Linked DNA regions of Homo sapiens: region 2 is linked to region 1. The links are chromatin loops, found by intact Hi-C in ENCODE. Cell type or tissue: CD4-positive, alpha-beta T cell. All regions are shown on one strand.

Region 1 (2,500 bases):
ACCTCAAGGGATGATAACAGATAACCTTGACTGAGTGCTTTTCACGTGCCCAGCACTATTCTGAATTCTTTTGAGATATTAGAGTGCTTCAGTGTCAGTCACATGACAGACAAATACTCCACAGTGTAAACTGTTGCTATTACTCCATTTATTCTTCTCAACTTCAACAGAGCTGAGCTAGGTATCCCCATTTTATAGATCAGGAGACTGAGGTCTAGAGAGACTGTATAACTTATCCATGGTGACCCAGCCTGGATCCACATTTAGGTAGTCTGGTCCCAGAGCCCACTTCCAACTAGAGTGCCCTGTGTTAAATACTTGCTGATCAAAGTCTATGGAGAACAGTCAGCCTGTGATGTGGGTGTCAGGCCTGGCCCAGATCTTAATATCCTAGTACCATCATCCTTAACCTGCTTGGGAATCAGATACTCTCTAAGAAACTCATAAAAGCTCCAGCCCTTCTCAAGTTATCCATGCCACCTCTCACCCAGTAAGATAGAAGAGCATGAGAGAAATCAAACGGCAGTGGCCTTTGCCCAGCCAAAGTCCTTGCAGAGTGGTCTTTGGCTTTATTTACAACTGTAGACATAGGTCATTACAACTCAGTGACAGCTGCCACAGCCCTGGGACAGGGGCCAGCAATGCGTCCTCTCAAGAAATACCCTAAAGAGGATGTGAAAGGCAGCGGAGGCATGTCAGAACCCTGGGGCTGCTCACCTCCCCCAGCCTGCCAAAGACCTTACTCCCCTGCCCTCCCAGCACCAGATGCCCACCCAAGCCTGGGCACCTGTGCCCTGACCTTCCCTGGAGGCACTGCCAAATACAACTTCTGCAGCTCCATTTGCTGCAGCCAATGATGGAGCCACAGTCTAGGTGAAGGTGACAGTGACCAAACCACCACAGATCTAATTATGTCCCTCATAGCCCATAAGCAGCTGGAAGTTTCCACACTGGTTCCAAGGTGGGGAGACAAAGGGACAGACAGCCTAGTAAAATGAACAAACTAGTTATACAGTAGGCGCTGTCCCTGGCTTTAGGGAACCCAAACTGCAACTTCTCTCTCAGCAGCATCATGAATCAACAAGGGCCCCCAAAGGAAACCCAAATGCTGGATTTTCTCAAAATGTTTTCCCACCTTTTCCAGCCTGAAAGATTTCCAAGAAAGTAAGCTTTTAGAGGCCAATTCCCCTCCCCTGCTAGTGCTGAGAGGTGTGAGTGATTCCTGAGCAGCCAGAGTTGGTAGCCACTCTTAACCTGCATTTGTGAGAACCCACTCGTGGCCAGCTGCCTAAAGGGGATGGGGGGAATCCTGAAATCATGGCCTCTGAGAACTCAGATGAAAATTAGTTTTATTGTCACAAGTTGGTTAATAAGCTCCGGCAGAAAAAAATTCTTACCCACAGGCCATGCCAATGTCATAAGACCCATTTCTGATGCCACCTGTAACAAAAGCATTTCATAAACATCCTTTGCCAGAGTCCACCTGTTCTGGAAGCAGTGGAGCCTCTTCCCCACCTGGTCTCTAGATGGGACTCAGCCCCAGCCTCAGAAATGGAAGACCCAGGAGTGTTCAGAAAAGGCTTTGGGCAGTGGTAGGGGGCGCTCCTGCACTCTTTCTGTGGTTAGAGTCCTCAGAAATGGTAATTATTGCTTGCCCGGCAGACAGCGACTTTGCTGACCCAAACCCACAGGTCCAGGACCAAGGCACCCACCCAGTCATAACTTACCTGCTATGCTGGCCACTGCCTGTAGCCCCGACGAACACTGTCTATTGACAGTGGACAAAGGCACAGTCTCCGGGATGTCACTGAAACAGAAGGTGAGAAAGTAGAATCAGCCCCCAATTCCATGCCAGGCTCTCATGGAAAGCAGTCCTATGCTTCTAACTGCCCCCCTCAAGGGATGTAAAGGGCAGGGGAACAAACCCAGCAGCTCTGCTCCCATGCCAGGCCAGATCCATGGAATGGGGGTGAGCAGCTACTGGGCAGACCCCATCTCTGCAGGCACTTGCTCCCCAGGGCCCCACAAGCACATTCCCTTCTACTCCTATGAGAATCTTCAATCAAAGACCAAGCACAGCCCAAAGGCAAGGGAAGCCTGTTTGGGCCACAGGGATCCTTCTCTCTCTCTCCCTTTGAAGATTCAGAAATGAAAACTGTGTATCTCTGTTTCCCCCAAAAAACAGAGAAAAGGAACTGCTGCTGGGACAGAGCACCAGAGCAAAAGAAATGCCTAAAGTCTGAGGCCAGGGACCACTCGGCCTTACCAGTAATCATATAGCTAACCCTGCATGTTCCCATGGACTCTTGAAAGCCTGATCCCACCTAGACGAAGCACTCTGATGGGCATCATATATTCTAACATCCATTGCTCTGGTAGGTTCCCCAAGACTCTCATACTGGTCTTAGCCCTGGAAGCTAGTAGGGCTTCCCCTCCTGATGTAACCTGCCTTGGCCAACAGTACAAAGCCCTAGGGAAATTTCCAGACCTCCTCAGACCC
Region 2 (2,500 bases), 1.3 Mb after region 1:
AGAGCTGCACTCACTACTCAGCAATCCCAATCCACACGTGAAGGGTTAAGCAGGAGTACATTTGGGTGCAGGGGGCAGGGCATTGTTTTGGGACTCAGGGGCCTCTGAGGAGGCTTGTGGCCTGAGTTTCTGCCAACAAACTGAATGCCTCCTCTTCCCATAACAAAGCGTAGAAGCGGGAGGCATTTGCATTTGCCGCAAGGGGCTGTGACTTCTCTGAATTTGTCCCTCAAGCCCCAGGTGCTTCAGCCTTGGTGGGTGATGAAGCAGAGCAGCCTGGGGGTGACCTGTGCTAGGGTCCAAGGGTTTCCAAGCTCCTCAGAAAATCATACTGGCTTCAGTGGAGCTGCAGAGCCACTTGCAGGAGAACCTGGATGTGCTGTCCTTTGGAAGAGTGGCCATAAGGGTCTACGAGTTCATTTTAGGGTGGGCTCAGAAATCAGATTGACTCAGCAGGCCCCAGAGAGGAACCTGCACTTTTTTTTTTTTTGACGGAGTCTTACTCTGTCGCCCAGGCTGGAGTGCAAGTGGCGCAATCTCCACTCACTACAACCTCTGCCTCCTGGGTTCAAGCAATTCTCCCGCCTCAGCCTCCCCAGTAGCTGGGATTACAGGCATGCCTGGCTAATTTTTGAATTTTTAGTAGATACCGGGTTTCGCCATGTTGGCCAGGCTGGTCTCTTGAACTCCTGGCCTCAAGGGATCCGCCCGCGTCAGCCTCCGAAAGTGCTGGGATTACAGCCACCGCGCCCCTTCAATTAACTCCTATTTTTTTGTTTGTTTTTTGGAGACAGAATTTCGCTCTATTGCCCAGGCTGGAGTGCAGCGGTGCAATCACATTCACTGCAGACTTGACCTCTAGGCTCAAGCTATCCTCCTGCCTCAGCCTCCTGAGTAGCTGAGACTACAGGGACGCACCATCATGATTGGTTAATTTTTGTATTTTTTGTGGAGATGGGGGTCTCCCCATGTTTCCCAGGCTAGTCTTGAACTTCTGAGCTCAGGCAATCCACCCACCTCGGCCTCCCAAAGTGCTGGGATTACAGGCACAAGCCACCGCGCCCGGCAAACTTATCTCCTACTGATGGATATTGCAAAATTTTTCTTCTACCAAAAAAAAAAAAAAAAAAAAGATAGATATAATCCATACCATCTGTTCAATCTTGTCCTTTTTAACTTTTTCAGGGAAACTTCCCCCAGGTGATAGATGGATAGATACATGAGATAGACATAACGCATACGATCAGTTCAATCTTATCTTTTTTAACTTTTTCAGAGAAAACTTCCCTTAAGTGAACATTTAAATCTGAATTACGTCCTGTTAAACTGTTCTCCAGGAAAATAAAATAAAATAAATCTTCAAGTTTTTGTTTACCTAACAATTTGTTGTGTCGAACAAACCTTCCTACTTTTCAGGTAACAAAATGGCAGCTTAGGCTAGAAAGCCGCTCATATTCGCAGGTACAAGGGCTGGGTAAGAACGCCCCGCCTGGCTGACTAACTTGAGTTCCGCGCTCTGGACAGGAATTATGCACAGGGCGTCGCTGTGGCACTAGAAACCCCAAAGTCACAAGCGCCCCAGATCCGACCAGGATGCCGCTACCGGCTACAGCCCAGAGGCCCGCTCCTGCGGCGCAAGCCCGCCTTCCTGAAGAAAAAGCCCAGTCCCGGCAGCGTTCTTCTCCGGCTCCGCCCTTCTTCCGCTCGACTTTCTTTGCCATTGGCTGACAACGGAGTACATAAGGACGTCATTTCCTGCCGCCTGTCTTTTCCGTGCTACCTGCAGAGGGGTCCATACGGCGTTGTTCTGGGTGAGTTCCGTGTAGCGTCCCTGGCGCCTTCCAGGGCTAGAAAAATGAGCTTTTCCTGCTCAAATGAAGGGTGAGAAGACTAGTGATGAAAGCCGGTCAGACTGGATCTGTCTCCCGCCCGGCGCGCCCCACCTTAGGCCTGCGGCCCGCACGTGGCCAGGCTCGGGCTGGCGGGTTCCCAGAGTGCCCCGGGAGCGGGTGGAGGCCGCCCTCCAGCGGAGGCTCCGAGCTGGGGTTCGGACCAGGCCGCGGGTGGGCGGGAGTGCAGAAAGCGGGCTAACATCCTGTGTTGCTATCCCTTCGGAGTCCCACACGGCGGTGAGTCTAGGCCCAGGCGCTGATTTACACCAGCTACTTGGGCTGGTCGGGTTTTCCCTTCGCGCCGTGCGGGTCAGGAGTTAAGGTTCTCGGGTTTTTAGACAAACAAGTGGTGACAGCACAGCGAAGTAATTCCAAAGCATCCGCCTACAATCTGCTTGAAAATGTCTGAAAACAATTCATGCCTTTTTTGCCTTTAGTTTGCATATTCCAAACATGGCTGCTCTTTTGTATCTAGTTGTTAACTTGGCGCATCCACAACTTTTCCTTAATTCCTATCTTGAGAAGTGTTGAATTTCCATTCGCTAATTTCGTGTAGTTTTATTACTCGGTTACTCTGCCGTCCACACTATTTCCTCAGTAAGATGTGC

The links. A loop is a pair of places that touch in the nucleus more often than their neighbours do. Peaks named below come from ENCODE experiments on the same cell type or tissue, not always from the same donor. Only the 100,000 strongest peaks of a DNase experiment are listed, where the experiment ranks them.
Region 2: a loop joins it to region 1, with 4 times the contacts of the local background. A loop is called at or near these places in 5 of 110 quality-filtered maps.

The regions. Positions count from the first base shown.
Region 1 is chr3:38,130,199-38,132,698 of GRCh38, forward strand. It overlaps ACAA1 (acetyl-CoA acyltransferase 1), which reads right to left. Exons shown (of 12, transcript NM_001607.4): 4 at 1,728-1,807; 5 at 1,398-1,440. Among named protein-coding and RNA genes, the nearest start is that of ACAA1, 5.7 kb to the right of the region's middle. In CD4-positive, alpha-beta T cell, a CTCF peak has its summit at 1,559; a DNase peak (open chromatin) is centred at 1,583.
Region 2 is chr3:39,404,954-39,407,453 of GRCh38, forward strand. It overlaps RPSA (ribosomal protein SA), which reads left to right and starts at 1,767. Exons shown (of 7, transcript NM_002295.6): 1 at 1,767-1,811. RefSeq lists enhancers at 1,488-2,279, 1,661-1,800 and a silencer at 1,971-2,150. In CD4-positive, alpha-beta T cell, CTCF peaks have their summits at 1,524 and 1,975 (motif pointing left); DNase peaks (open chromatin) are centred at 1,638 and 2,038; H3K4me3 peaks cover 1,439 bases; H3K27ac peaks cover 1,453 bases.